Linked DNA regions of Mus musculus: all the other regions are linked to region 5. A link is a loop called in an ENCODE intact Hi-C map of the cell type or tissue named here. Cell type or tissue: left cerebral cortex. All regions are shown on one strand. Links, peaks and the distances in the headings refer to the core of each region. The heading gives the core; the rest is flanking DNA.

Evidence for each region. Hi-C counts contacts between places; a loop is a spot of excess contacts. Peaks named below come from ENCODE experiments on the same cell type or tissue, not always from the same donor. Only the 100,000 strongest peaks of a DNase experiment are listed, where the experiment ranks them.
Region 1: a loop joins it to region 5, with 4 times the contacts of the local background. A loop is called at or near these places in 5 of 42 quality-filtered maps.
Region 2: a loop joins it to region 5, with 2.2 times the contacts of the local background. A loop is called at or near these places in 2 of 42 quality-filtered maps.
Region 3: it touches region 5 in a loop (3-fold over the local background); 2 of 42 quality-filtered maps call a loop at or near these places.
Region 4: it touches region 5 in a loop (3-fold over the local background); 3 of 42 quality-filtered maps call a loop at or near these places.
Region 6: it touches region 5 in a loop (2.5-fold over the local background); 4 of 42 quality-filtered maps call a loop at or near these places.
Region 7: it touches region 5 in a loop (2.9-fold over the local background); 2 of 42 quality-filtered maps call a loop at or near these places.

Annotation. Positions count from the first base shown.
Region 1 is chr3:80,077,944-80,082,542 of GRCm38, forward strand. No RefSeq gene overlaps it. Among named protein-coding and RNA genes, the nearest start is that of Gm36569, 190 kb to the left of the region's middle. In left cerebral cortex, for the core only: a CTCF peak has its summit at 2,024 (motif pointing right); DNase peaks (open chromatin) are centred at 2,068, 2,839 and 3,362; H3K4me3 peaks cover 718 bases; H3K27ac peaks cover 2,598 bases.
Region 2 is chr3:80,367,021-80,371,619 of GRCm38, forward strand. It overlaps LOC115489837 (a small nucleolar RNA gene), which reads right to left and starts at 1,340; the gene lies at 1,198-1,340. In left cerebral cortex, for the core only: no CTCF peak of the experiment used is centred there; DNase peaks (open chromatin) are centred at 2,410, 2,703 and 3,148; H3K27ac peaks cover 1,256 bases.
Region 3 is chr3:80,245,416-80,250,014 of GRCm38, forward strand. No RefSeq gene overlaps it. Among named protein-coding and RNA genes, the nearest start is that of Gm36569, 360 kb to the left of the region's middle. In left cerebral cortex, for the core only: no CTCF peak of the experiment used is centred there; DNase peaks (open chromatin) are centred at 2,211 and 3,359; H3K27ac peaks cover 1,066 bases.
Region 4 is chr3:80,202,246-80,206,844 of GRCm38, forward strand. No RefSeq gene overlaps it. Among named protein-coding and RNA genes, the nearest start is that of Gm36569, 320 kb to the left of the region's middle. In left cerebral cortex, for the core only: no CTCF peak of the experiment used is centred there; DNase peaks (open chromatin) are centred at 2,831 and 3,289; H3K27ac peaks cover 2,137 bases.
Region 5 is chr3:80,543,610-80,548,208 of GRCm38, forward strand. No RefSeq gene overlaps it. Among named protein-coding and RNA genes, the nearest start is that of Gria2, 260 kb to the right of the region's middle. In left cerebral cortex, for the core only: CTCF peaks have their summits at 2,423 and 2,626; a DNase peak (open chromatin) is centred at 2,753; H3K27ac peaks cover 3,249 bases.
Region 6 is chr3:80,650,174-80,654,772 of GRCm38, forward strand. No RefSeq gene overlaps it. Among named protein-coding and RNA genes, the nearest start is that of Gria2, 150 kb to the right of the region's middle. In left cerebral cortex, for the core only: no CTCF peak of the experiment used is centred there; a DNase peak (open chromatin) is centred at 2,253; H3K27ac peaks cover 276 bases.
Region 7 is chr3:80,803,011-80,807,609 of GRCm38, forward strand. It overlaps a transcript of Gria2 not described here. Among named protein-coding and RNA genes, the nearest start is that of Gria2, 2.6 kb to the left of the region's middle. In left cerebral cortex, for the core only: a CTCF peak has its summit at 2,541 (motif pointing left); a DNase peak (open chromatin) is centred at 2,530; H3K4me3 peaks cover 205 bases; H3K27ac peaks cover 786 bases.

The DNA.
Region 1 (4,599 bases), core at 346-4,345, 470 kb before region 5:
GCTGGGGTCAAGTTTCTCATGTCACTGTATAGCAGAGACCAAGGAGGTTACCAATGATGGCTGTGGTTTCAGGCTCTGAAAGAAGATGGCTTCCAATAAAGCATTTCATAGTTGCTAATGTGTAGCAGCATCTCATGAATAAAGAGGCCACGATGCTGGTGTTGATGAGGACTCTGAACAAGAATGCGTTCTAAGTGGTGGTTTGCATGGGAATGCCTCCCATAGGCTCAACTCATATGTTTGAATACGTGACCCCCAAATGATGGGACTGTTTGGGAAGGATTAGGAGGTATAGCCTTGTTGGAGGAGGTGTGCATTTGAGGGTGAGCTTTGCATTTTAAAATCCCATGCCATTCCCAGTTAGCCCTCTCTGCCTTGCATTTGTGGACCAAGATGCAAGGTCTCAGCTACTGCTTTAACTGCAGCCATGCCAGCCTGACGGCTGCAGTGCCATAATGGTCATGGACTCACCCTCTGAAACTATAACCCCAAATAAATTCTTCTATAAGTTGTCTTGGCCATGGCATCTCTTGTGCCACCAATAGAAAAGTAATGAAAAGGTGACATTTTAGATTGGGTTTTCCTTTTGTTTTAGTTTCATTTTTTGGTTGTTGCTCTTTTTACCTTTTGAGATAGGCTCTCTCTAAATTGCTGGCCTTCAATTCAATTGTCTCTGCAGGAAGCAGATCTTGAACTTGTGATCTGCCTGCCTTGGCCTCCTGAGTAGCTAGGATCACTGGTCTGTGCCATCACTCCTGTCTATCTTGTGTTGCAAGAAACTTTCTGAAATGCTCACATATCTGGGGGACTAAGTTTCTGGGAGCAGGTAGCATAGTTCTGAATGTGAAAAGGTCCTTGTTCTCCTTTTAATGTTAAGTCCACTGAGTTTAGATCAGTGCAACTATGAAATGAAGGTAACCTTTACAACTTCTTATAGCTTATGGCTGCCCACCCCCATTCTTTCTATTATCTGCTGAAAATAAAAGCCTGAAGGTGGAGATCTATATTGCTTTTAAGAGCATATTGACGCACTGAGCTGGAAATGGCAGTGCTTTTAATAAGGTACCAATGACACAAATACTATCAAAATGTTAGTTTTGTGGTCCTTTACTTAGAGCAGTGTGGTGTTTTGGTAAATAATATTTAAACTCAGAGCAGTAATTAAGTTACATGACCATGCCTCATGACAGTCTGTTAATATTCTCTTCATTATGGAATTTGGCCTTCAGTGTCCAAAGGGGAACAAGGAGTCACCATCAAATTTGCTAATAAGGGATTAAGTAGAAACTTGACAGCTGCTAATCAACTGGCCGTGCCTTTTGGGTGTTGCTGGAAGTCATATCGAAACTGTTTTATTCCCTTATTAGTGCTGGGGTGAAAGGGGATACTAGGTATGTTCTCTGCCTCTGAGTCCCAAGTCCAGCCTGTCTCTGTCTCTGTCTCTGTCTCTGTCTCTGTCTCTGTCTCTCCTCTCCTCTGTCTCTCTCTCTCTCTCTCGCACCCCCTCCCACTCCTCCATTCTGTCTCACAGTTGTATTTGAACTTTTGACCCTCCTGTCTCAGCCTCCTGAATAGGTAAGATCCCAGTCCTGCATGGTGCTAAGTCAAAGTGGCTCCAACTTTATGGAGATAGTCAATTTGCATAGGAGTTTCTTAGAGAGAGACTAATATTCTCTAAGGTTTACCAAGTACATCAGTCTCTGACTTGGTCCAATTTAGCTTGTGGATTTAGCATGCCGATTAAATCTGAGGAGAGAATTTAGTTACCAAGTTTTTCTTTTCGAATCATTTCGAATTTTAAGTATACACATTTTGCAAGTCCTTCTTTTACAGACAGCTTTAGGTTGGATGCTGAAGGAGAGAGAGGATAACAGAAACGAGAAAAAGCTAAAGGGATGTGTAAGGAATAGAAGAAGGCTAAAAAGCTGAAGAACGGCAGAGAGGTTAGTGAGAGGGGAAAAAAAAAACAAAAAAACAAAAAAACAGAGAGTACGGAGTACAGGCTCTGCGCCACTAGAGGGCAGGGCAGCACTGGGTAGAACGCCATCTTTAGCAAGTTCTTCCCCCTCTAAAAAGAAACCTGGGGCTGAAAATGAGAAAGGGAAGAGGGAAGGCATGGAGGAAATTAGGAACGAAGGGAGTGCAGTTGGGTGTAAGACAAGTTTCTTTTCAGATTCAAGCACGAGAGCAAGAGGAAGAGAGGAAGGATCATTTTTCTGTACCCTGACAAGACTTAAAGTGAATGTTTCCCAGCACCTGAAAGGCAGGGACTGAAAGACTACCATTTGTTGCTCACCTAAGGATTTTCCCCCTCTTCTTCCCGGAAATGCTCAATCTTAACAATAGATCTTTCCAAGAACTGTCTGGGAAGTATAAATAGCTGGCTGCAGCTACAGTTTGAGATTTTGACGTTGCTGTCTATTTCTTCTGCTTCTGGTTTTTACAGAGGATTTTTTTTTTTCTCCCAAGTCTCCGTCCGACGCAGCCAACTGAAACAATGTTTTTTTTCCTTTTTCTTTTTTCCCTAGACAAGTAATTTAAAGACCTAACATTTTCCTCTACAGGGAGGGCGTCGACAATAGCAACTCATTGTTTTTAAGTGATTTCATTTAAATCCACATAAAACAAGATGAAGTACGTCACAATGACCCCCTCCTCTTTTTAAGGTTATAACCTATTTTAATGACTGCTTTGATATACGTCGCATGGCATCTTAAAAATTCAGAAACGGATGTCTCTGAATTTAGATTTAGAATCAAGATATGCAGCTTTTAGTACAACATGCTTTTGAGAGAATTGTAAAGATGGCGTCTTGTTAGGGCTTAACAAGAGACGAGCTAAAAAGGCTCCACTGTTCAGTGGAAATAGCTTGCTCCCATCTTCAGTATCTAAAAACTGCGTGTGTGTTTTATTCAATCATTACTTAAAAATTAAGACACTGTTGGGGACCAGAGATAAAATGTGTCTGGAATGTTTTTGGTGAATGTTTCAAGACTGAGAGAAAGTCCTTTTAGAAAGGAATTTGACTATAGGTGGCTCTTGCTTTAAATAGTAGCTGTACCCTCTGAAACATATCTGTCAATTGATTTTTTTCTAAATGGAATTATGTTTTTTTATTGACTCATGAAAATTTCAGAAGTGCTTTTTATTATTTTCCAGTGATATCTACATTTAGCTTTGAGGTTTTTCTTCCTTGCAAGTAAACAATATGAAAACATTCCCAGAAGCGCAATGTTTGTAAAATGTAGGCCTCGGTTTCAGTTGTCTGCAAACAGTTTCTCTGTTCTTTATGTGTTTCAGTCAGGGATTGAATTTTTGGGCAAAGCTAAGCCATTGCTGTGTGTAAACATAGGTCTTGGTTATCGTAGCATTCAGACTGCTCTCAGGCCACTTTTAAAGACACATAAGCCATCATTTCCAGGCCTCACTTCCAGTCTTCAGTGTGATGTAACAGCTGTCTCTTGTTTAGTAGAGGAAATGTCTGAGAGGAAAAACAGTTCCCGAGTTATCCTGTCTACAGACAGCTCTTCCACTATCATTTCCTCATTAGCTGAGAAGCGTGGCAGCATGACTTTGTCGGGAAAGAACAACGATGCTCTTTTCCTGCGACCAGGGAATTTAGAGCTGGGGAAGACGCTTCTTCAAGGCTACCAGGTTTGTTTTAAATTCATAAAATAACCCATTCCCTAAAAGAAGAATGGTAGAATGTCAAAGCTGTTCAGTAAAACACAACTATTTAAACCAAGTGTCAGGTGGGTAGTTAGTTACTCTGGAGACTTTTCTCCCAAAAGAATTTGGAATACACTAACACTAGGTATGAAAAAAGTAAATAAACAAAGAATGAGAAATATATCTTTCATCACGTTTACATGCAGATAAAATCAACTTAAGCACAGAACATGGATAATTTGTAAATGTCAATTTCTTTAAAAAGTGAATCTAAATTTTATGAATTTAAAAATTTGTCACATAGCTTGTGTGTACTACCCCTAGATTAAAATGGCCAAATGTTGACTACAGTCATCATAGAACCAAAGCTGAGCCAATTAGGATTTACCAGTCTTCTTTCTTTCTTCATACAACTGTCTCAGCATGGTAGTAAAGGTTCTTCATCCCAGCTAAGAAGGTAGGGGCATATGGAACTCTGTGAGTTCAAGATCTGCCTGTGTCTACACAGTGAGTTCCAGGACAGACAGGGCTACCTAGTGAAACTCTATCTCAAAAGACAAAAAACAAAATAAAACAACAACAAAAAAATTCAAAGATTGTGTTTTGTGAGAGATTCCCAATAAATTAACACAGCCAAAATTGAGGAGTTATTGTTTAAATTTATTTGAGAGGCTACTAGTAAGATATTAATTTTACTATCATTACTTCTGTTATTATTTCTATGGATAAAACATGCTTGTTATTTCACTTGACATGTTTTCTGGTTCCACAGGAAGATGCAGACAATGGAGTACAGATACATAATACCCCACTGTATATCTACAACATATTCTCTATCCATTCACCTGGCTGGTTCTACATCCAGGTTATGACATGTATGCACCTTTCCTTACTCTGGTTTCATTTCCTTTGAAGAGATGCTCCAAAGTG
Region 2 (4,599 bases), core at 323-4,322, 180 kb before region 5:
AATTGCTCAAGTTAGGAGTCCAGCTTTCTAACTTACTGAGAGCCCACTTTCCTTGCTTCCATAGCACATCTCTAAGCAAGACTCAAAAATAAAACAAGACAAGACAAGACAAAACCAACCAACCAACCAACCAAACCAAAAACCTATTGTATAGTACATCTGATAAAGGAAGACACATCTTTTGTAAACTTTCTGGACTCTTTCAGAAATAGGAAATTTACCATTAGCATGGGAGTAGTCTAAATTGGTAGTTTTTATCCTTGTAGTTTTGGAAGTGATGATTTCTTTTCAATATGCCAAGAAGTATATTCTGTACTTTAGATATATTACATAATCATCATTGTTAAGCAAATGCCAAGGTTTGTACACTATATGAAGGCTAACACTTATGTAACGAATTTACAGCATAAGTATTGGTTATTATTATTTGATGCTTCTGTGTATAGTTTTGCTACGTCCACTCCAGTGAAGTCTGTTTGACAGGCCGAGAGTCCTGGAAGCACTCACAAGGCAAAGAGTTTCAAGGAAACTCAACCTCCTGGAACCTTGGCATTCTCATAACCTGTATATTCACACCCTATCCCCGCGTTAGTCTGGTGTATGGATCCACATGGTCTCTTTCAGTATTGTTTTATTATAAGTGCCTTTAAAATTGAATTCTGACATAGGTAAGCATCCACCGATGTTCCAAAGTCCTAGGAAATCCTTGAAGCCTAAGAGTGATCCCTCCCTGGCAGCTGCCCTGATCAGGGACATCCCCATATTTTATAGTGGTAATATGAGCCACAGACATAAAAAATGACCCCTACTACTGTATAGCCACAGACCTAGACATGGCCCTCAGTAGCAACTTAGGCTGGGATCTCACCATGGCCCAGGTGGCAGGGTTGGCCACTCATAGCAGGCTACTCCTCTCTACTCTTGAGTCTCCAGTTCCATCTTTCTTCATAATACTCAAGCTGTCTAATTTCTCTTATTTTCCATCTGTCTACCACATACTGGCATATTGTGGTTGCTCCTGCTGCAGAGTGGCCATGAGGCTGGCACATCCTGGGTGACATTCTCCAACAGTGCTGCTTCAGGGTGTGGTGGCACATGGGTGTTGATGTCCTGACTGTGTCATTGTGGGTGGCATGGTGGTCTGCATGGTCTCTGTCTTCCTCCTCCCACACTGTGCTACTTGAATTTGATTTGATTTGATGTGTCTTAGGCATAAAACAGCTTGGGCCACCAAGCCAGGCATCAAGCTAGGATGAACAAAGGACTGCCATCTGCTCTGTCCCTGACTAATATAAAATCACCACCAATGACAAAATGTCATTTGCCCATTGCCAGAGTGTGTGTGTGGGAGGGGCACTAGTCATTCTTATATCCTCAATTTTTTCTCATGTATATTAGTAGTTTTAAGCACTGGAAATTAACATTAAATATTTCAAAATACATGCAGTTAGTTTTAACCTCTCTGTTCTTTAATTGCTATAGAAATGTGTGAGTGTTCTTCCTTGACTGTTAAGGTTAAGGAGCTTTACTTCCATTCTTTCCTGAAGGCTTGTAGACAGATGTGACTTGGGTCTTGATTCTACTGAAATGGAAAACCATACTACCCTGCTTGAATTCCAGTTTTACCATTAGAGAAATGAATTAAAATCGGCAGTTGCAGATAGAGACCTTAATGTTAAGTGAAGCAAGGTGAACTTAGAAAGACAAAGACAAAATAACATACCCATTCTTATATGCTGAACAGTTTTAAATATATATATATATATATATATATATATATATATATATATATATATATATATATATATGCGTGTGTGAGTGTGTCGTGTATGTTTAAGACTTAAAACTTGAAACAAGAAATGAGAGAGGAGGATGACATAAAAAGAGAGGTTGGGGTGGTAGATAACAGGGGACAGTAGAATAATTTAACATGAAAGCCAAAAAGAAGAAGCTAAAGCTTGGAAGGGGACCATCAATATGGGAGATGGAAAGATAGGAAGGACAGTGTTGAGGGAGACAAATAGAAACCAAGTACAATGATACATATATGCAGGAAAGTGACACAAATTGCATTGTATGCTTTGTATTCTAATTTAAAATAATTAATTTTAAAAAGAGAAATGAACAATGTGTTGGAACAATTCATTGTTGGCCCCAGCACACTGGCAGCCATCAGAGTGCAGAGAGGTTCAATGATAGAATTAACAATTTCTTTGTGCATCTGTCTGGTTGTCAGTTCAGCATCTGTGCTCAATAATTAGCTCAATATTTGCTTGAACTTAAAGGAAGCCAAGAAAAGGTAAGGTATTTAATATGTTTAGAAATTTGCTCTCCCTAAAGAGCTATGACTAGGAACCACATCTATGTTAGTTCTGACAGGCAGCCAAACCCAGAGTAAATATAGAGAGATAATTTGAGAAGTGAGGAATTAAAGTAAATTTGAGGATTTCTGCAATCCTGACTTGGAAAAGTTGAATATAGGACAAATGGCAGTAGGAAAAATGACAGGACACAGACAAATAGATGTCAAAGAAGACATACAGGACTCATTATGTCTTCCTTTGTTCTTTGGAGGGTAAGGCTTTCAACTTTCAAATGTCAGGAAGATATCTGAAAGATAATTCCGAATACCTGGAGTTTTAAATAGAACAAGTGTGCACTCACAGCTCTAAAAGGCATCGTAGGAAAAAGAACTGAGGTAATGAAAATTCAATGAGGTGCGTGGGAAGGGATGGGTTGGCAGTTTGTTTCCATCAGAAAAGAGCCTGTGCTCAGCATCCTTACCTGGTGAATTTGGTTGTCCTTCTATCTCAGGCTCTGAGAAGTTTACTCTTAGCCACACTTCCCTTCTCTCTATGTTCCATCTTTTCACCCTCTGTGTTCGTATTTGAGGTTGATAAAGCAGTTTGTATTAAATGTTTTCCGAAATCATTTGCTCATTTCATTATATAATTAAATGATTGCTCAGGAAGAGAAATGGCATCTAACATCAACAAGAACCAAGACAAAACTATACATGTCAAGTTTGATTTTATAACTACTTTATATTTTTAGACACATATTGATATGACTTGGCTTAATGTTTGTGTTAGAAGGCTTTCTGTTGCTATGAAAAGATATGGGGGTTGAGTACCTTCTCAGAGGCAAAGGGGTGTGTGTGAAGAACTCTTGGAGGCAGGACTGGGAATTGGGGCCATATTTTGAATGTAAATAAATAAAACAATTTAAAAAATTAACATGCAAAAAGAGAGCAAAGATTTATTTTGACTTATGGCATAACATGTTCATGATCAAGTGGTTTTCTGACAGCACATCATGGCAGAATCGTGGAGTGGAGTAAATCCACATCCCTAGGGCCTGGAAGAAAAGAAGCTCAATAGAACAGGTTCCCAAAGTATTCATTAAATGAATGCTCTGAGTAATTAAAAATTAAACACTAGGCTCAACTCCTTTTACTTTTTATTAAAATACAATCATGTGATTTCACCCTTTTCCTTGTTCTTAATATATACATGTATTCTCTTGAGTCTGCACAATGTTATCTGATTAAGTATGTGATTTCAGGGCTAAGCACTGGATTTGGGTAACCAATTGTTGTGTTCTTCTTTGGGTAAGATTATTTTTCCCTACTGTGTAGTTCTTAGTTGCCTGTAGTTCTCTACCAAGGGTTTGGGCCCTGTGAGATATTCACCTTCTGTGTTAGCATGACTATTGGCATCATCCTCATTCAGATCCAGTTAGGAAGCCATGTTATAAAAACCATAGCCAACTGTGGGGTCATTGGTGTGGGGGAAAGAGGGGAGTGGGAGAGAACCCGCTTCCCTCCAGAGTTCCAGTGCTCTGGATGGGCAGACACGGGAGGACTACGCACACTTTCCACAAGGCCCTGGGTGGGCATCTGGCTGTGTTAGACCACTGACCCCACAGCAGGTGGTGGACAAAAGGCAGCCCCAGGTACCAGGTTTTCAGCCTCCAGCATCCCACACTGGATATGGCAGAGGAGCTGAGAACAGAATAGGGGCTCCGGGGTGGCACTTGGCCCCTGGAAGGAAAGGAAGAGAGGGCAGGGGGAGAGGGGGCGCTGGATGGTTCCCACACAGGCCAGAGTCCTTGGTCAGGCCAGTGGCTGAAGCACAGGATGGCCTTCTGGCAGGAGGTTAGACGTGGCTCATTAGGAGAAAGCCCATCCCATCCTTTAAGCACTGCAGGCTTTGATAATGAGAGATAGTCTATGGTTTTAGAGTTTTATTGTAGAAAGGCAGTGAGAAAGGAGAGAAGGTAGAAAGAGAGAGGGAGAGGCCAGCCATGGCTACATGGAGAGAGGGGAGAAGAGAGAGAGAGGAGGGCTAGAGAGTAAGAAAGGTTAAAGAGAGTGAGGAGGGGCCAAGCAGCCCCTCTTATAGTGGGTTGGACTATCTTGCTGGTGCCAGGTAACTGTGGGGAGGAGCATACCTGGCTAAAGTCAGGTAACTGTAGGGGTGGAGTCTAGCTAGAATGCCAGAAGATTGGGGCACTGTCTGTGTGACTGATAGCCACAGATCTCTCTTGTGGGGGCTGTAGGGGCAGGAACTTTGACAGGAGCCAGAGGTCCAGGAGACA
Region 3 (4,599 bases), core at 230-4,229, 300 kb before region 5:
CTTGGTAATTAATTAAGAGCTCCAAAGAACAATGTTCCAACTGGACTATAAAAATGCTCTTATCAGAAAGTATTTATCACAGTCCTGACAAAGGAAGTCCATTTTAGAGACTAAAAAGTTAAACTTATATTTCACAACAGAGTTTCACATTCATATATTTTATGGTGATTATCAAGTCACTGAGCACAGTTACTCATTACTTAGATCTGTTTTATTTTGTGGTTTGATCAGTTAAAAATCTACTCTTTAAGTGAACTTCAGCTAGTCAATAAAATACTGCAAACAATACTCGCTATTTTGTAAATTAGGTTCCCTTTGTAGCTGATAGTTTGCCCTTAGTCAACCAGTACGAACTGAATGGCCAAGATTACCCCATGCCCTATGAGAAATCAGGTAAAATGAACCCAAAACAGATTCCCAAATGATAAAATGATGAACCCAGGACTGAATATGAGAGATTAGAGTTTGAGGAGAGACATAAGATACAGTTGAAACAAAAAGAAAATTATTAAAATGTCCTTGAAAAACTCAAATAAAGAGTAGAAAAGGAAAACATGGCTAAGTGACAGATAATTGATAGAACTGAGGCTGTGAAATGGGTGAAGCCTAGGTGACAAATCTGCGGCAGGAGATTTTCGGAATGAGACAGGATACACCTCTGTCTTCACTCACAGTGTTAAGAGTTCATTTAGTCATGTCACTAACAACCACAAGATAATGACAGCTCATAAATAAAAGCCCATCCTAACAAGAATGATCAAAGAGGTGGTACTCATAGCCACAAACTACTTCCTCTGAAGCCTAGAAGCCTCTCCATTATCAGTTGCTTGGATGTGAGCAATTTCAGGATTTTAAACATTCATTGCACATTATTAACTATAATAAAAACCTCACAGAACTTCTATATTATCTGTATTCATTGGCACAGTATAGATTTTAAATGAAAAATCAACCCTTAGAATATCCAACATAAAGAGCTAGAAGGACCAAGGCTATCTGAATATGAGAGAGAGAGAGAGAGAGAGAGAGAGAGAGAGAGAGAGAGAGAGAGAGAGAGAATGTATTTATTTTGAGGTCAAATTATTTTACACTCTCTCCTTCCATATTGTTTGCAGCCTTGAAATACCTTACTCTTTCAAGAATATATGGAGTCAGAAGGGAAGCCCACACACTATTCCTCTATATGATCTACTTGTTTGGCATAAAGAATGAGTGGCCTAGAGATGAAAGGACTAAAGTATAGACAAATAGGTGAAGAAAGACAGACACACATACAGTGATTTTTGTGTTTTCATTTTTCCACTATCTATAGAGTATGGTCTGTTATAGATATCACAAGCTGTTACTGAGTTCAGTTTTCAGTTTCTGAAGAAAAATTTAGACATGATATGGAGAGGTGATTAGCCTTGTGTGGGTGGTCTGTTAATGAAGGCAGGGCAGGCTATGATTGGGTAGTGTGATGTGAAAGGCGGGCTGCTATTGGCTGAGACTTAGCTACTCATAAGAATATATTCTTGTGCTTGAGACTGAGTTTAGTCAGTAAAGGGTTGATATTGAGTGCTTAAGAATCTGAGTTCCAGCATGGGAAAACATATAAAAAAGTCACTTGTGGCAGTGTGTGCTTGTAACTCAGTGCTGGGGAAGCCAAGACAGATGTATCCAGTTCTCTGGCCAGCTAGCTTAGCCTTGTTGGCCAGCTTCGGTCCAATGAGTGCCCCTGTGTCAAAAACCAAGGTAGGCAGTGCATGAAAAGTGACACCTAAATTTGCCCTCTGGCCTCAACACTACATACACACATGTGAGTGTACACTATCACATATTTGAAACGCACACATGCACACACACAGACACACACAATGACACACACACACACACACACACACACACACACACCAATTCTGTGTCAGGCTGCAGTTTACTTACATACTCACTTAGGTTGCAGTTTGTAAAACAGAAACTCAAAAGGTCTGGAGTCAGCTCAGGCCAAATTTAGTTTAATTTAATGCCACCCTACCACTTCTTGGAATTCTTTTCCTGATAGATTTCATCACATTCTCTCTTCTTATTTTCATCAGATAAGTGGTATTTCTTGTGTATTTCAGTGGGGGGCGGGGAATGCAGTGTCTTATATTTGTTAGGAGATTCTATCAGCTCTTGTTTAAGAGGACTGTCTTTTCTCACCACTGCAATGGTAGCCTAGGCAATCCTACCTGAGCTGTTCTTAATGTGACTCCCACTGGCTTTCTTGCTTGCCATGTTTTTGTATGCTCAAGCCCCACCTGCTTGGACTGCATCTCTTCTCCACATTAATGCTCCTTTCTAATTCTCATTCTCTCTCTCTCTCTCTCTCTCTCTCTCTCTTTTCTCCAGGAACAAACAAACAAAATGAAACTGCATTCGGATCTGCTGGTGTAGCTTATCAAGACTCTTCTGGGTTTCCACACTTGGATGTTAGTCTTTTGTGGGGTGATAATTTTCCATTTGCACTTCTCTTTTGTCTCCTTTCCCAAGCGTGAGAACCTGCATGGCTTAAGCTTTGCTCCTCTCAACACTTTGGCTGCACTCGTCAGCACAGAGATGTGTGACACATAATGAAACACTAAATGTCTCTTATTGCCAGGGTCCACACCGAAGCGGGCAATTTGGTTTATTGATTTTAAATGTTCCTAAAAACATAATAGATTGTTTTGTTTGTTGTTGATGATCTTTGTTAAACTTCCAGGGAATAAGCTACAATATTGTCAACTGTGGCAATCAACAATAGCAATACAATCTCTACCTAGCAGATAGAGATTGATAGATCAAGAAAATTTGTTATTACCATGGAACATTTGTTTGCATTTAGGGAAAATGTTTTCTATAACATAGATTTTTATATAATTATGATTTTTAATTCATAATTCTATGTGTAATTGTAATTTCTATTTTTTTCTAGAGATTTATGGTGTATTAAAGCCTACACATCCCACTCCAAGAGGCTCTGCATGGTTTTCATAAGGTGCAATTTCTCTTTAATTAACACCAAGAGCTACCTGCACTTTAGAATTGATTCATGATTAATCAGTCATATTTTCTAAAAGGCATTCATTTTGATTAGATGGTAGGAAAATTAGCCTGGGATAATTCTTATTTCATTAGATGTGCTCTCTCCTTGTGTTGCCGAAGCTCACTATTTTGGATCCCTAAAGCGATTCCCACTTCGGTTCATATTACTTTTCTTTAATGAAAATTAATACTTTTTTCCCCACTGCCTACTGCTGAGCTAATTTTATTGCAGATGATGTTTGTCGGTTTCCTTCTATTTTTATCCCACTGGAGAGTGACTCATTGTCTTTCATTTAAAAGCACCGTGTTTTCATTATGTTCCAGAGAAGCCTGTGCAGATGGGTAAGAAGCACCCTTTGAAATCCACATCCTGGTGCCAAGACGTGGCTAACGTTTTACAGGCTTGTCAACTCCAAATTCCTCTTCCTGTTGGATAGGAAGTCTATGCTGTGGATTCTAATGCTAAGTAATTGGACACTTATTAAATTGTATTTAGGGGTTGGCATCATTAGAGTTGAAGAGTCTGGGATTCTGTTTCCATGACCTGTGTGTGGTGCTTTTGCGCTGAGCTTTCGTTAGCATCATTAAATACAAATCTAATTATAATATAAGCGATCTGATTGCCGTAATGGAGACTGGGGCATAATTTTCTTTGTAAATTGATGAGCTATATAAATCAGCCATCCAAAGGGATACCCAGGAACAGACCCGAGAACACACTGAGATGTTGCCATTAAAGTTCATCTTTTTTTCTTTTCAAAATTATTTGGAATTCAGATTATGTTTATATTCAATGTCCTTTTCTATAAAAATGTTTTTGATAGTCTTGTAAATTCCTAAAAAAATTAATCAAACAAAAAACAAAGAAAAATTCCTAAAAAAAATTAATCAAACAAACAAACAAACAAAAAACTTTGCTGAGGTGTTGATACAAATTTTTATAAAATTTTGTACCATTATGTGAGGAATTTCATCTGTGATTATTAAACTTTTACATTAACTTATGTAGGTGGCTTTGTGGTGATAAGCATTTGTAGAAGTGATAATTATTTGATTTAAAACAAAATGTTATCATCAGTGGGTGTGTATGCATGCAACCTCTCTCTCTCTCTCTCTCTCTCTCTCACTCTCTCTCTCTCTCTTTCTCTCTCTCTCCCTTCCTCTTTCACAGACACACACACAGACAGACACAGACAGACACACAGACATACACACACAGACACAAAGGCACACACAGACACACACAGACACACACAGACACACACACACACACAGAGACACACACAGACACACACACACACCCCTCATTTGATTAATTGTAGATCTTAGACTAAAGGGTAAAGCCTCCCAGAGAAGTAAACATTTTGCTTTAGGCCTGGCTTACAGAAATCATCCCTGAATTTCTATTTGCATGTTTGTCTCATGGACAGCCAGTTCAAGGAGGCATGTCTACTCTGCTGGAATTCCTGCCCTCACTTCAATAGGGGCCAACTCCTTACACTGCTGCAGTTTAAAGAAGTTCTTTTAACATGAATAAATTATCACATTTGTCCG
Region 4 (4,599 bases), core at 360-4,359, 340 kb before region 5:
ACCAACTCTTTGAGGTATTCTCTGGATTTCTCTGTGTGATGAGCCTCATTACAGGGATAGGTCTGTTTTTAAAACCCCTTGAACTCCTTAGGATATGAAGTCCTCAACAGCATGGACTAATGTCATCTGTGAAGCAAGTTCTGCTCACAGCCTTCTTGTCAGAGGCTAAATAAATATTTATGAGTGAGGAAGATAGCCAGAGTCTATTCTAAAGCTGTTGCATGTGATTTTTAAACATGTATCATATGTGGAAGAGGTTTTTATAGGAAAAATACATCATTTAAAAATTGTATCTGCCTCTGACTCTTTCAGTTGGTTGTTGAGTCTTCTAGAGTGCGGTCATGCTAGGTCCTTTTTGATGAGCTTTCCATAGCCTCAAAGATAGTGTAAGGTCTTGAGATCTCCCCTTGAGCTGGATCCCTCTTTGGGCCTGTCGCTGGACCTTCTTTTCTTCAGGCTTCTCTCCATTTTCATCCCTGTAATTCTTTCAGACAGGAACAATTATGGGTCAGAGTTGTGACTGTGGGATAGCAACCTCATCCCTCATTTGATGTCCTGTCTTCCTGCTGGAGGTGGGCTCTATAAGTTCCCTCTCCCTAGTGTTGGGCATTTTATCTAAGGTCCTTCCTTTTGAGTCCTGAGAGTCTCTCACCTCTCAGGACTCTGGTGGATTCTGGAGGGTCCCCCCAACCTCCTACCTCTTGAGGTTGCCTGTTTCCATTCTTTCTGCTGGCCCTCAGGGCTTCAGTCCTTTTCCTTCACCCAATACCAGATCAGGTTTCCCTCTCCTCCCCACTTCCTCCTACCCCTGTTCACTTTTCCTCTCAGCTCTGTCCCTCCCTCCCCTCTTATGATTGTTTTCTTCCCTCTTTCAAGTGGGACTGAGGCGTCCTCACTTGGGCACTTCAGCTTGTTGAACTTTTTGAGTTCTGTGGACTGTATCTTGGGTAGTCTGTACTTTTTTTTTCTTTTTTGGTTAATACCCACTTATTAGTGAGTACATACCATGCATGTCCTTTTGCCCTTTTGAATCTGAGTTACCTCACTCAGGATGATATTTTCTAGATCCACCCATTTGCCTGCAAAACTCATGCTGTCCTTGTTCTTAATAGCTGAATAGTATTCCATTGTGCAAAAGAACCACATTTTCTGTATCCATTCTTCTGTCATGGGACTTCTGGGTTGTTTCCAACTTCTGATTATCACAAATAAGGCTGCTATTAACATAGTTGTACCTAACTAATGGACAGAAGCAGCTGACCCCTGTGGTTGAATTAGGGAAAGACTGAAAGAAACTGAGGAGGATGGCAATCCTGTAGGAGGACCAGCAGTCTCAATTAATCTGGACCACCAAGATCTCTCAAACACTGGACCACCAAACAGACAGCATACACCAGCTGATAGGAGGGCCCCAACATACATACAGTAGAGGACTGTTGGGTCTGTGTTCATTCAGAGATGATGCACCTAATCCTCAAGAGACTAGAGGCCCCAGGGAGTTTAGAGGTCAGGTGGGGTGGGTGATGGGGACATCCATGTGGAGAGAGGGGTGTGGGGAAGAGGTATGGGATGTGGAGCAGTAGGAGGGTGGACGTGTGTGAGGGGGAATAAAATATGGAGTGTATAATAATAAAAAATTAATTTAACATTTTTATCTGTTTACATATGATGGAAAGCACACCTTTTCAATGAGATAAAGAGGAGAGAACAAAGGATTTGTTGTTGTTATTCTTGTTTTTTTTTTTTTTAATGAAGAGGCAGGGACTCTACAACTAATACATGGTGCATTTGTTGTGTTTCCACTGCTAACATTTGAAAGGAGAAGAGAGAAAAAGAGGAAGGTATAGAATGGAGAAGAAAAGTAAAAAGACAGAAGGCTAACCTCCAAAGAAAGTGGAGAAACAAAGATGGGAATGAAGTAAGTGAATTGGGGATGATACATAGCACAGAGCTTGGAGAAAGTTGATAAGCAAAAGAATACAATTTAGGACATAAAGATGGTTGTGGATCACAGAAGGATAATTCCTCATACCCACCAAATAATGAAACTTCTATTTAATACTGTGATTGTCCTGAGGCAACTCAGAGAAAATTAGTGCGGAATTACTAAAACAACCAAGTGTATTAGGTGAATTGTACTTTCCATAACAGAACAATTTTTCTTCCTAAAATGTCTTAAACATTTTAGGAGGTGTTTTGCTCCAGGGAGCTGAGCACGATGCTTTTTGTGAGACCTGTGCACATATCTCAGCTCTGTTACTTACTAATTTGCATAACACTTTCATTAGTCTGGTAGGATTTTTTCTTTTTTTTTTTTTTCTTTTTCTTCTCCAGATACTTGCTATCCATGCCATTGGAATAGTCTTACCTTCAAAACTGATTTTGATTTGGGCAAATATACAATACTTACTAATATAAAATATAATAAATTGTCAGTGCCAATCTTGATTGACATAATAATATTGCTTCCTTCCTGAGGTCTAGTTCCATATTCTTAATCCCCTAAAAGTTATATGATCTTTTTTATTTAAAAGCAAAGCAAGCAAGGAAACTTTCAGGTCCTTCTTGAATAAGAAATATTAAAGTTAAGCTAGACATATTTCATCAGTGAACTGGGCCTGAATCTACGTGAATGTAACCCTAAAGTCCTCAGGGAAGTCAGAGGATAAAAGTTCTGTGAACAGTTACTAATGAAAGGGTAAGCTGGGTTTGGAAAGAGGCTGTAGAATTTTGTCCTTGCAGAAGGCAGGAGAGTCAGAACCTATTGTGACATCTGTGTTGGCAGGGTCCCCAGGAACTGGCCTGGGAAAAGCACTAGATAACAAAGTAACTCACACTACTACTTAAGCAAATTACTATTTGTGGTGTTCTTTACTTAAGAATGTCTTAATATCAACTATTAAGTGTTTTCAGCATTAATAGGGAAGGGACAATTGCTAGCCTTCTGCTAAACACTCTTGCTTGCCCCAGTTCATTGTTCAGGGTCTCCAGGGAAACACCAATAGCATGGTGACAGTAGCTTTCACCCCTGCTTCTAATATAAAAGGGAATTCTTATATCACATTTAGAAGATATTTACTGCCCTTATATTTACCCTGGTATGCTTTATCAGGTCAATCACTATCCTTTTTGAAACTACTTATTAAAAATTTACCTGCATAGATCTGGAGCCAAAGTAAGAGGAAAGAAGCTGCTGCTTCACAACCCAAGCTTTTCAATAACACGGAGTGGAACGAACATTTTGTGATATTGAAACACTTACATAATTTTTGCCCACGAGACTGAACCGAGATGAGCTCATGATTCATCTGCAACATATAAACGAGTAGGAGGCATGGCTTCAAGCTCGGGAGGCTGAAGACTTCTGATGAGAAAAGCCTTAAGCCCCTGAAATGAAATATTTTGCAATTCTAATTAGAGTCAAATCACTGCAGATCTGTTAGTTGCAATTTTTATATTTGCATTTATATCTTAGACTTCTATTCAGAATAAATCCTCAGGAATTTCACCATCTTCAGATAAGGTTTTCAAATCTGCAGAAATGACCATAAGATTTAAACTATTAACTAATTGTAGGAGTTGGTACACTACCATGATAAAGTCATTATTGAGAAAAGACATTTTATTTTCCTTTAGTTAAGTGCAATTCAAGCTTATATTGTCAGTTACTGCATAAAACTTATACTCTTCTTTGGAAATACTTCAGATAGTATAATTTGTATTTTAAATTATGGTTAAGATTTAGTATTAATATAAGCAAATAAAATGTCTTATATAATATGATTTGTTCATAAGAAAGCAGTCAAGAGTTCTTCCTGGGTAGATTACTTGGTTGAGATTTTGGGTAGATTATCATTTTGTGCTTGGGGCATCTTTTCTGTTGAATGGCAACACCAATGCTCTCTAATTAAAATAAATATTATGAGAATTTGATGTGTGTATGCAATAAAAACATTTTGCAACTTTTGTATCTGATGCTCATGGAAAATATTAAAAAAGGGGTGGAAAGATTGTTAAGAACCAAAGTATCAGAATATATGATATAAGATATTGTCTTCTATATAGGATACAGAAGCTGTGTCTATGAACTCATAACAATATGGCTGCCTGAACAGGACCCAGAAGAAGGGAAATTCAGCATCTCCCTGCCCATAGATGAAGAACTACAGTTGGTCAGTGCCTGCTGTGAGAAAGTCTCAGTCTCTTCTGGAGAAGAGCTACCACTTAGGTTGTCCAATTCCAAGTGGTCAGCTCTAGACACATGTATATATGAATAACCTAGATGGATTCAGTAGGCTATATATATATATATGTGTGTGTGTGTGTGGTGTGTGTGTGTGTGTGTGTGTGTGTGTGTGTGTGTGTATGTGTGTATGTGTGTGTGTGTGTGTGTGTGTATGTGTGTGTGTGCAAATATATGTGCACAAATATACACATGTATATACATGCAATAATAATCATTAAAGAAGAGATCATAAATTTGGGAGAGGGATCATAGGAGGAATTAGTAGTTGAGAGGGAGAGAGAGAAGGAATGGTGTAGAACCAATGCTCATATATGAAGTTTTCAAGAAAAATAAAATTATTAAAGAAATAAACA
Region 5 (4,599 bases), core at 299-4,298:
CATAAATACTGAGGAGAGTCAACACAAGGTCAACCATTGAAAACAATTTTCTTCATGATCATATTTTTGAGGGTCATGGAACTAAGTAAATCACAAGAAGCCTTATGTGTATTTCAATAAATACACATAACTATTTTAAAATAAACATTACAATAAACAAGCATTTAAAATACAATAAATACCAGTCATAAATAAAAACAATATTTTAGAACTCTTGGGAACTCTAGTTTGTATTCAGGTTTTTCTCACTGGATCCATCATTTTGTTTTCAAGTCTAGAATCAATAGACCAGCAGGCAAACAAGTCTAGCTGCAGTGTCTCCATACAACCATCCATCTGCCTTGGCTGCAGACTAAAAAGGAAAAAAAAAAATCCCCACACCCTGCTGATTAGCCCGAATTTAAATACAGGAATTCTTATTCCAAAGGGTCCTAGGCAGCTTCACTCCATTTGAGCATATTTGTCTATTCTGTTAATACTCTCCTCCAAATTGTCTATGTTTAATTAGCTAATTTCCATCACTATTCAAGTACATTGTATCACTGCCCTGAATATACTCCTATTTCCATGGAATTCTTTTTCGCTCATTGCCTAATTCATTGCTTGCTTTGCAGCAAATGTCTTGTGACAACATCTGGGTTTTGTTGTTGTTTGTTTGTTTACAGGCTCCTTCTATTCTTTACCCAAGTGAAATACGACTTTCAATCTCTTGATTCGGTTCTGTTTACTGTACTGTTGCTCACTTCCTCCTTATCTGTGCACCAGCAGGATTTCATACAATGGATTACATTCAGTTTCCTGACTGTTTTCCTCATACATCTTCCAGAGTACCTTTGCCTCTGTCCTTTATTGACCTTCTCCTATTTCAGTTTGCTTGGTCTTTCCACTCTTCCTTACGTCTTAAATTTTTATATGTCAGATGAAGCCAAGACATGGTCTTAATAGCTCCCACAGAGAAATTCATCCCGTGCTCTGTCACTTATGTCCTATGGTTTTATTGATCATCTACTTCTGAAAAATCAAACTAGACCTACATTTAGTACTGAACCTAAAAGTGAAGCTACCAACTTTTAAATTTTTTCTAGATATCTAAATAGTATTCAAAATTACAAATATACAAACAAAGTTAACTTCTAGCTATCTGTACATTCCAAAGCCTATAATTCCAACACTTGGGAAGCTGAGGCAAGGGGATTGCCAATTTGAGGTTAGCCTAGGCTACATAGCAAAGATATTCTCAAACTCCCACTCTCCAAAACAAACAAAAAGCCAATCTCTCTGTTTAGTTCATGTTCTTCACCAAGTTGTTTTTCACTTCATCTTTCCTATCCTACTTCGCCTCACCATTTACCAAAACAGAATGAATGGAGATATCCTAATTCTGTTTCCTTCCATATGACAGCCAACATTATGATATGAAAAGGTAAGAATACAGAACAACATACACTATATTTCAGAGCCTCTCATGGCGTTATCCATTGACTCATTATCCATTGAAAGGAAAGTGTAATCCACTGTATGAAATCCTGCTGGTGCACAGATGAGGAGGATGTGAGTAACAGTACAGTAAATGGAACTGAATCAAGATACAGTCAATCTTATTTCACTTGGGTAAAGAATAGGAGGAGCATTATCACACTCTTCCCCTGGTAAGCATACAGGTCCTCCTGATACTTCTTACAGATATCTGTTCATACATACCAACAATTGTTTATTCATGAGCAATCACTATGTACCTGGGTCTCGGCCATCACTACCTATTGATCTTACTGGTCTTCCTTGCTCCTTTTTACTCAGTCACCTTTCCTTCCTTCATGAAACAATGCCACTGATGAACCAGAATTTAAGTCCAAGGATACATGGGTAATATGAAGATTTTGACTTCCTCTAGTCATTTAGGTACAGGTCTTTGGAGGATTCTACATATATTTCAACGTTCATGGAAGAGCCCTTTAACATGTGAGCAGTTCTAAAACACAGTAGGTGTGTATGCTAATTTTTAATCAGAGATACTAATTTGTATCCTTTTTTTCTTTCTTTTATTTCTTTGTATGCTCTACTTTCTGAGAGATTTATGTCAATTTTTTTTTCTTTCTCTTTCACTAACTTGTCTATTTTTTCCTTTTCTTCCTGCTTGTATTTCTTTCCCCCCTCTGCATTGATAGTATCCAGTGCAAGGGAGGTACACTGAAATTAACTGCATTATCTGAGAGTTGGTCTTTAAGAGTGTCTCAATCAGATGAGGTTATAGAAAATGTCTGGGGCTGGAGAGATGGCTCAGCAGTTAAGAGCACTCACTGCTCTTCTAGAGGTCCTGAGTTCAATTCCCAGCAACAACATGTTGGCTCAAAACTGTCTGTAATGGGATCTGATGCTCTCTTCTGGTGCATCTGAAGACAAGTTCAGTGTAGTGTACTCATATAAATAAATAAATCTTAAAGAAGAAAATGTCTGTAAGCTTTTGTACATGATGATATGGGCCAAGTTTGTTGATGCCTTTATAGATTACAGTGTTTTCAAATTAGCATCTCCCAACTGTCCATGGCAACTTTTCAAAGTGTTTATACAAGTATAGGTTCTACTTTAATAGATCAGTGCCTTGTGGTAAGACAGTGAAAATGTAGCTACAAAATAGTTTAATTTAAAACATATAGAGAAAAATACAGGTAGAATAATCACTTCCAAAAGGACAGAGTGTAGCCATATTTTTTTCTGCTGCCAGAGAAATGAATCACTTTGAGAATTTTCACCTCCCACATTTTTCATGTACTGCTAAAGAAAGATACAACTTCCTGGCAAAGCTATGTAATTTTTTTATAGAGCAACCTTTCAAACACTAAAAGAATTATCTCTGTACTCTACACTGTATAATTATACCACCTGTGTAATGTATCATCTTTGAGCCCAAATCAAATACAATTTGCAAGTATATCAACCCTTCCCAGCACCAGAGATACATGTGTCACAGGATAGTGCTGCTGTTCTGTGTCAGTCACCAGATGTTCTATAGCATCATCCATTAAATATTCCATCTTTTAAAATGCTGTGGCAGGGGTGGCAAGGAATATTGCTACAAAATCCATTCCATTGATTTGCTAAAAGAAAACTTCAAATTAAGCAAAAGAAAGGATATAATGGCCATGGGATCTGGCTGTAATCCTGCAGTGTGAACACACCAACAAACTCACCAGGAAGTCCTACAGTGCCTGTTTTGTGGCTTCCAGGGGCAGGCAACTGGTTTACCTGGATGATCACATTTGACCAATAGAACTGAAGTTATGTACTTCCTATGATCATTTGAAACTGCTTACTGGAAAACCACAACAAGGAAGTTCCCTGTGAAGTCGGGCAAATGCTTTTTGGTTAATCAGCTGCTTAATCAAGTGATTTTCAAATCTCACACATTATCTGCTTTCTTTACAAGCTGTTCTTCAGAGGTTATTCCTAATGCTGTGGTTAGCTAGAATGCTTTTTTGAAAAATGTGTCTTCTTGCTTGTTTTCCCAATAGAAATGGAAGTCCATCGACCTATCTTCAAGGATTTGTTTTAAAATACATGCTAAGTTATTTTTATCTGTAATACCATGGTGCCCATCATATATCATATTTGAACTATAGAGTAAGTGCATTCTAGCTAAAATCGGATCCATTCTAGGTTGTTAAATAATACTATCATGGTTATTAGTTTAAGTTTCTCAAAATAAATTCTAAATCCTTATGATAAGGATGTCCTATTACTTATGAAATCCTCACATGAAATTTGAACCTCAGAAGCAGGTAAGGGTATGACATTTACTAGGTGAGAACTTGACATTTTGATGTTTTCAGAACATTTGAACAACTAATGTACTAATTACAAATAAACTACACTACTTAAATATTATTTTTTCTGATTTACACATTTATTTTTGTACAAAATGAATTTCTTGAGATAGGCAGAGCTTCAGTATCTAGGGATTGTGGGTGGGTTTTAAGAACTAGCTGGGACACGTAAGTAGGAATATCTGCTAGTGGAATACAAGTCATTATAATTCAATAATTATACATGTTTGTGAATGTTTAACAAACTATAAAGCTACTGAAATCAAAGATTCATAATTCTGCTAATGGTAAATATAGGAGGAGCCATTAGCCAACTTCAAGGGAATATATAGGCAGAACAGCAAGTATGACATATACATATCAAAGGACCACAGAGAATTATATTTGCTTGGTTCTGTTAAAACAAATAAGCAAGCATTATAAAATAGTTGAGCTAATCAAATTGAAGACTAAAACAGGAGCTGTGAAGTCAAAATGGGCAGATGGAATGCCCACTATACCTCTTCACTCTTACGTCAGGCTCAGCCTGGCCTTTGGGTCCAGGTGATTGTCTAAAAAAGCTCACAATTCATGACATTCCTCTTTTTTTCCACTGTGTTTATTATTGCTATCCTCAAAAACTTTGTCAAAAATCTTGCTTAAACCCCAAGATGTGACTTTCTAATTATTTTTAAATTTTCTTCTCACAGCCATGCAGAAAATGTGCAGGCAAAGAACAGTGGGGTTCTGCTATCCATTTTCTTTTGCCTCTTTTCTTCTCAGAAATACTCAGAAGTGT
Region 6 (4,599 bases), core at 398-4,397, 110 kb after region 5:
AGGGTCGCTATTCAGCATATGCTTCTCCTCCCTTGTTGTTTTAGGATGATTTAGGATGACATAAATGGGGCTAATTGTTCATGGACTGGAATCTCTGAAAGTGTGAGTTCTTCTCTGAGAGTTTCTTTTAATGATTAATTATCCCAGCATTCTGGATAGTGACAGAAGCTGACATTGCTTACTTTATCCCCTGATTTTTAATATGTATGGTCCACATAATTTAAAAATAGGGCACTTTTTTAGTTGCTTACAGTATAAAATAGAGTATATTAATAACTCCACAGACAACATGCAAATGAAAATCTTGTTTTTCAGTAGTGCACTAAGGTAATATTTATATCTGTTTAAAATCAAGCACCATTATAGAAAGAAGAAAACCACATGTTTAAAAAAAATCATGTTAACTCTGTGATGTTGTGACAAGACCCCTGAGCTAACAGCTTAAAAAGAAAAAATAATATGTTATCTCATAGTTTCAAAGGTTTTAGTCAATGGATGCTTGCCCATTGCCTTTGACTCTGTGGTGAGGGAGAACCGCATTGCAATGAAACCATCATGGGAAGTACCACTTACTTCCTGTTGGCCAAGAGGCACAGAGAGTCAGAAGAAAAAGCCAAGGTCATAAAACCAGTTTCTACATCATAAACCACAGTCATCATGACCTCCATAGGGATTCACTCCTGAGCTTTCTCTCACTTTTCAAAACTGCCATAAACCAGAGACTAAACCTTCAGGACATGAGCTCTGGAGAGAACATTAAGATCAAATGATAAAACCACTATATTGATACATTGATAGTCAAAATGTGGGAAGCCGCAAACGCCATTACAAGATGGCGCTGGTTTCTTTAAGCCGACGCCCATGATTATGGGTAAACAACCAATGTGCTCATGTGCTTAAGAGTTTTTTTACCAAGTCACTGCCTGGCCCGATGCATATTAATGAGGTACTGGTAGCATAACCAATCAGGTATGGACACGTCACTCCTAGGCCTATATAAGCAGCACCATTTCTGGGCTCTGGGTCTTCCTCTTCATGCTGAAGCTAGCATAATAAAGCATTGCTGCAGAAGGATCCAGTTGTCCGCATGTGTTCTTGCTGGCGAGATGATAGTGCACAGGACATCAAAACATTTTCAATGTATAGATAAATGCTGTTTATAGTTTTCAAAAGTATAATGGGTTATAATTGAATTAAATCAGTAATGTTCACTTTAAGTAAATATATGTTCAAAGACAGATGAGAAGTATTTCATAATGATGTTTCTTATGTGTGTAAAATAAAGACACTGATGCATCTTGAAGCTTGCTCCGTAACTCCAAGGCCTGGTTTCCTACCTTGCACTTCTAGGTCATTTGTATAGAGCAATGCTTCGCAAACTTTCCTGTACACACAAGCATCTGGAAGCCTGCTCAAACATGGATGCTTATCCGAAAAAGGTCCAGGGATGAACTGATGCTACACCTTCATAGACCATGCTTGGTCAAAATGATGGGCCTTCTGTTCCCATTAGATATCTAAACTCAGTGATCAAAATGTAGAGCTGGTAACGTAGAAACATAAAACTGATAGCATGTAGGTATAGAAAAGAACTTAGAAGGAAATATTATAGGACAAGGGAATAGTCACTTTAAGTTATTTGAACCTTGTTTCCTATTCTGAAGTTTGTGTGGAGAAAGGGCAGAACACCGATTTACACCTAAACTGAGGAATGATTGACAGGAATGTCAGTTATTGAGGAACTTATCATTCAAATATTAAAAGTCATTTTATGCTTTCTCCCACTGAACATGCATCATGAACTTTAACATCAACTTCAAACTTGCTCAGTTATGCTATGGAGACTAATGTAAAGATGATTTGTGAAGTGTCTATCTCTATGAAAATAAGACTGGTTTATAAAAGATGAGTGCCGCTTGATTTTGGTTTTCCTTCGGATTTGCTGCTGTGCGTTTTCTCTGCTTGTGCCTGAGAAGAGAAGGAATGCAGGGCATACTTCCCAGGTACTTGACTGATAATCACCAGTTGTTTTCTTTTCTTTTCATTTGCAGGTCATGGTACCATGCCTAAGCCCTGTGGCTTTGTTTCCTATAATAGAGGTCGTGCAGTTTCAGCTCCACATGATTCTTTGGAAATCCTGTGAGGAGGAAAGCTGTAGTTTGTTTTTCCTGCCAAGTTATGTTAGGATATTCCATTGTGTACTGGCATTTGAGTGGGAAACCTAGAAGATGAATGTGTTCCGAAGGCGTGGATTTCAAATCCCACTCGACTTAGAAATGTTCTGCCGAGCTGAGAGCATTATTGACTTGAGCAGTTCTAAAATGGCTCCCTGCTATGCACTGTGCTTTGTGGTGCTTTGTCTTTCTCAACCACCTAGTAAAATGTGCTTTGTTTGATAGTAAAGATATATTAAAATGACCTTTTGGTCCTGCAGAAACCAAGTGAGCCATTTCTGAGGCCAGGAACAACCATTTAACTACCTAAATTACCTGGTACCTTCTGTTTAACCTCTTCCCTGGGGCAGAGGTCTTAAATGAATCCTATGCTTTCTTCTTTTGCTTTACTTTTTAATATTAAGTTTTTTGTTTGGCTTTGATTTGAGTTTGGTGTGACATGAAAAGGTTTCCGATCTCTCTTTTTATTTCTTTTCTATACACTGATTGCTTTATTGGGCAATTATAGCATGCATTCAATATTTCTAAACATACAAATAAATATGCAAAATAAGATTAGAATCAAATGGAGGTAAGAAAGGAGATACTTAGTTCAAAACCTATTGGCAACTCTATATCCCAGTGTAACATGAACACGGGATAGATGATAATTTAATTTATAATGATTAAATTTGTTTGTTAACACAACTGGATTAAGAAACACTTAGAATAGTGTAGCACGCCTGCAGGTATATCTGTGAGGGCATTTCAGAAACAGATCATATGGGCTCTGAATTAATGCATTAATGACCATCTTTGTGTGTTCATAAGTCAATTGTATTCGTGTGAGCCATTTGGAAGCCAGAGGGTCTAGATGGATTTGGAAGCCTAGAGTCTAGGTGGATGAAGCTGATCGGAAAGCTATAGGAGGATGCTCTTGGTTTTCATTTACAATTTTTTCTGCTTTGTGCTCCTATGAGATCAGAGCCTGCACTGGCACACACCTGTTAAAATCATTTCTTTCTCAAGTGGTAGTGCCAAGGTACCAAAGAGGAATTCCTCTAAAACCACAAGCCAGGAGAAAGCTTTCCCAATTAAATGACTTCTTTCAGATATTCAATTACAGATACACAAAAGTATCTAGTAGAGGGGGATTGCAGACGTCTCAGCCACCTAGGTTTTAAAGACAAAATTAAATCCAAACAAGTATATAACCAAAGTAAGAAATGTACAGTCTACTCAACATTCAAAGAGAAAGTTTCTTGTACCGAATGGTGGTGATGTGGTATGAACTACCAGAACAAAAGTTAATATAAATTAGAAGGAAGCAGCAGAGCAATAATGATAGCATCTACAAATGGGCAGGAACTCATTTTATATTTGTTTTAGTAAAAAATTACTCAGTGTTAAGGTTTGTGTATGTCCTTTCAAAAATTCAGATGTCATTAATAAAACAAAACTAGGAAGTGGGGTGTTTGAGGGGCCATTGGAACATGAAAATTCCAATCTCATGAACAGACACAAATAGCCCCTACAATGGATTTGATGTGCGTAGCTTTTCCTGGTTTACTCTCCTGCATTCTATAATGAAAGAAGGCAAGAAGAGATAGCAAACATTGAAAGTTTGGTTTATAGATCTTAGCCTCTGAACTTGTAAGTAACACACTTCTGTTCTTTATAAATTATACAGTTTAAAGCATTTTCTTATAGTAACACAATATAGACTAATATGTACACAGGTAAATAAGATTAAGATTAAGATTTAGAAACTTCTCAGACAAGCTGTGCAAAAGCCATGTAGCAGTCAGAATCAAGAGCATGGGCCAATAACAATTTGGTACAGTGATTAATATGGATAGAAGGAAGATGGGTGCTGTTCGTTAAGGCAATGGGAAAGTGACCAAAACACAAACTAAAGGTCTTCCAAAGTGGGCAGGACATCACCAGATCTATCACTAGCTCAGAATGTCTTGAGAGAACAGGCTCGGGGAAGAGGAGAAAAGTTTTAGGAAAATGACCTGAGATGTTCCCGAGCCTCGGTGTTCATGACTGAGACTGGCTCTGTCCACTGCATTCAAAGGCAACAGCAGTTGGATACTATAGCTGCTGCTCTGATGGACCCAGGTTGGTCCCACCCAAAGCATACAGTTAAGTGTCTGGACTCCCTAAAGCCTTGCAAGTGGAGGGTTCCAGATTCTGGTCTCTCATTCCATACCTCACACATAGTGTCCCATGGTGGCACAAGGAGTGAAAGATTTAGCTCTGTCTGCATGATGGGTTCTTTTAAATGACATAGAATATTTGCCTCTTCTTCGTTTTTATGCTGTATGACTTGCCTATCCATGTCCTACCACTTTATTTTGAAGTCCTGTCAGCCATTTGACTTTATAGGCACAGAGCTGAAGGGAAATTTGCTTCAAGATGAATCACAGTGATTCTTAACCAT
Region 7 (4,599 bases), core at 274-4,273, 260 kb after region 5:
TGGTCCCTGCTATGGGCTGAGGTTGCAGGGTTTACTGTAGCTGCAGAGATGTTCCAGCCAGATCCAAATGCTGCAAAACTGATTTCCGGTTGCTATGCCTAGGAAGCCGAACTGCTAATTGCTGTTGGCGGCGAAGCTTTCTTCCGTAGGGCCCTGTTTTACATTGAGCACAACGAATATGATTTGATTGTCTCAAAATCCACTTAGCAGTATCCACACACTGCCTTCTGCCTCAGCTGACCCAGATAAAAAGCAAACAAAATACTCCCTGAAGGGACAACTCCCAAAATCGTGAACTTTAGCTTCCTATAATGCAAGCATAATCTCAGGGAAACCCAAAATTCTATCCTTAACTATAAAAGGATGCCAAGACCCGGGTAACTCGATCAAACCTTTGAAAGACTTCGTGTAGGAATCCATCTTTAGAGTATGCCCCTTTGGATAGTGGTTCGATTGTTCAAGCCACATTGCCTGTGGATTGCTCTTGTACTACAGTGCAGACTCCCCCCTGCTGTAGAGTCATGTAGACTTGGCTCTTAGATGTCCGTTTTGTATAGAGATTGAAAGAACCGTAGGTTTCTGCGGGGGGGGGGGGGGGGGTAGTAGTCTAGAATGGATGTATCACTCTTAGTTACAAACCAGATACCCCATTACATTATGGCCTTAAGTTTCAAAAATAATCACTGCCTCAAGGAAGTAGGTTACCTCATTACACCGAGCCTGCTTGGGTATCTGGATTGTAACGAATACATTAAAAATTAAAGTTTGTGAGAAGGGGCTTGGTAAAGCATAGCGATGATTGTATATGCCTGTGAAATCTATGTTCAAAACTCCACTTCATGCCAAGCCATCTCTATATACCTGCGTGGCAAGTCTCTCTGCAGCCTCAGAAATTCTTTACCAAATTGTATGTGTTTTGTTTTAAACAGAGAAATGAAAGAGGTCTCATTTCAGAGATCTGTTGCCAGGAGCCAGGAGATTGAAGCTGACAGCATCAAAGGGAAAACTGGCTGATGGCCCAAAGTGCATGAAAGCACACCATAGTTAAACCTTATGGAGAAAATGTGACTTTAATATCACACATGGTTTTTAACCATCATAAATCATACTTTGCCTTAGTCACTGGGTCTAAAAGTCCCTATTTATTAAAACAAATTTTAAAATACATGTTTCTCATGAAAATGAGAAGGAATGAAGAAAAGCAAAAAAGCAAAGTAATACCCGTGACTTCCAAATATTGTAAGCTTGTGATTTTAAGTCATTCTCCACCCCCTCTGTTACTCACTCTCTTTCTCCTCCCCTGTTTCCCCCTCTGTCTGTGTTTGTGTGTGTGTGTGTGTGTGTGTGTGTGTGTGTGTGTGTGTGCGTGTGTGTGTGGGAGGGGGGTGTTTGTTCCTAAGGCAAGAATGCATAACATATGTATAATATACTAAAGTTATAAGCTGACATATTCTGGGTGAAAATACCTTCTTTTTATAACCAATAATTCATCTCACCTGTGAATCAAAAATTTCACATTCATTTAAACAGGTCCTCTAAATAGGAACATACAAAGCCTTGTAGAAAATCAATAAGAATACAATTATAGGTAAAACAAGAATTATAAATACCCCAACTTGTTACATAAAGAATAATCAAACAAATTACACACATTTTCACCTCTACTTCTGACACCCAGCACAAGAGTGGTTTGAAGTTTATGAACTTCTAATAGAACCAGGTCAACAGATACAGCAAGGAAAATGTCTCAGTAACATGCTTCTTATACTTGCTGTTCAATGTCTGCCACCAGAGCATCTTCGGTCTCATCCAAAGTGCTCTGGGATGATAGTTGATGATAAAGGGACAGGAGCTTGATTATGGAAAAAATGTATGATACTATTAATGTGTCTGGCAAGCAAATTAAAATTTAAAATAAAGGGACTCTTCGAAAGCAGCTTTCATTTTAACCTATTTGAAATTCAAGGGCAGTCATGAACTCAAAATTGACTGGATTTCATCCTTAAAGAACATGAACTTGCTGAATCATAGTGCTTTATCCCCATGGAATATAAACAACCTTATCAAACATTACATTCTGCTGGTAAATTGTAATTGTACATAGTCTATAACATTTTATCAGGCATTTTTGAAATGTGATTGCTACTCTAGTAGCAAATCTATGTTCAAAACTTAGGTAAACATCTGACATTCACACAGCTAGAAACATTTCCTACTAAAACTAACATAATTACATTAATATGATCTTCCATGAAGCTTTTCAATGCACTACATTAAGTAGTAGATATTCTTTTCACCACAGAATGCTGTCTAAGTATAATGACTTTAAACTGAATGGAGTAAATGGTTATACAGTAAATAGAAAAATACTGATGTTTGTTTTTTTATAAGCATAAAGATCACCCATTAAAGCCACAAAGCTTCGTGTTTCTTGAATACTTAAATTTATCAATAACAAAATCAATTTTGAATATTACAAAGAAATTGAATAGAACAATAGGTTCTAAGGACCTAGTTGCTGTTTTCTGCCCTCTGCTGTTCACTCCTGGAAACTCTGTAGCTCTTAAGCAGCCTTTCAGATACAAGAAAATTCACAAAAAGTAAAAATCAATATTATCTTTCTCATTGATTGTTTCAGTGGTTGGTTGCTGCTGTTGTTTTTATTGAAATATATTTATATTGAAATATAATTTGTAGGATGATAACAGTTAGATATATATTTTCTCATTCTTAGTCCACCTTTATTTCAATTATAATTTCTTTTAATTTTTAAAGTAAACTTTCACAAACTAACAAATTTAAGTGTTTGTCAAATCTTCAATTATTTTATATTCATATTTTATAATTAAAATACTTATCATAGAGAAATTTTGTCAGGCATGGAGAATGGAGTGGAGGTAATTTTGAACAGACTTGAAACAAACTTCTGGAAGCATATCTAGTCAAAACTGTACTATTCACTCAGTTGTTACAGTTTGTACTGATAAAGTCTGACAAAGCAGAAGTCATCATAACCCCGAAAGGCTTTATTGAAACCCATCAAAAGATGGGAGATGGCCAAAGAAACAGAACAACGTTCCAGTGTTCTAATCATGAGACCCTATTTTCTAAGACACCAGAAAAAAAAAAAAAAGAAGAGTTGTAAAGATCTAAATATATAAAGAGAAATGGATTTTGAGATTCTCAATTAAGAAAAATATAGCTAAACATTAAGATTGAGACAATATTGTTCATACTGTTGTTTTTCAGAATTTTAAATTATTGACTCAGCATGTCAAATTCAAAGCCCAAGGACACATATCTAAAACTACTAATCATAAGCATTATAAATGTGTATGTATAGATATATGTAGGTGTATGTCTGTATATACATATGATATTTAAAGTATAGAATCCTAAAATAGAAAAACAGTATCCACTTTATGTTTGAAGGATTTAATAACATCAAATTCAATTATAGCATCTATAGATAGCAAGTGACTACGGTATTTATCTATTATGCCTGGTGCTATAAATTACGAGATTAAGATGATATAATGAAGCTGGACAGTGGTGGCGCATGCCTTTAATCCCAGCACTTGGGAGGCAGAGGCAGGCAGATTTCTGAGTTCGAGGCCAGCCTGCTCTCCAGAGTGAGTTCCAGGACAGCCAGAGCTACACAGAGAAACCCTGTCTTGAAAAACAAAACAAAACAAAACAAAAAACCAAATCAAAACAAAACAACAACAACAAAAAATGTGATGAGAAAATGACAAATTCAGATTTTGTGCAAATTATCAGTGAAAGTTAAGGATGGTCATTGTGATGGACTATCTTGGGTTTGAAGGTAACACACACAGGAAGAAGGAACGTCAATCAAGCAGTTACCTTCATTAGACTAATCTCTGGGTATGTATATGGGAGCATTTCCTTAATTGTTGATTGATAGAGGAGGTACAAGGACACTGTGAGCACTGCAGTATCTGGGCTGGTGGGCTCAGAAAGGTTGCTGAGAAGCCAGCAAACAAACCCAGTGAGTCATGTTTCTCTGCCATTTTTTACTTCAAGCACCTGCCTTGAAATCCTCTCATGGCTTTCTTCAATGATGGATCATAACCTATAAACTGAAATAAGCCCTTTCCTCTCCAAGTGGATTTTGTTTATTACAGCAACAGAAAGCAAAGTAGAATAGCAGGCAAATATCTCTAATGCCAACTTTATCTTGGATTTCAAAGGGAGAAACATGTCATCAAAGGCTCACACCTGGACTGAGTCAAGCAGGGTTTAGCTAAGAAAAGGCTAGCATTTTGCCTAGGAAGGCAATTCATAGAAAGCCAGTGACATCAGCAAATCATGGGCACATGCTGAGACTTACAAGTAGTTCAGTGTTTCTAGGAGAGTGAACACAAGGCAAAGATTGGTGGCAGAAACAAACAGGACTATAGCTTAAATTGTATACAGTATATAAATATATATTATATGTGTATAAAATATACATATTTTTTGCTTTATCTTACAGGAGAAAGGGACGTTTTCTAGATCACATGGAGCTAAATGTTCTAAAACTTGCTTTTCAGGCTATTTTGGAAGCAGTGTTTAGGTGGGAGCATGCAGAATGTA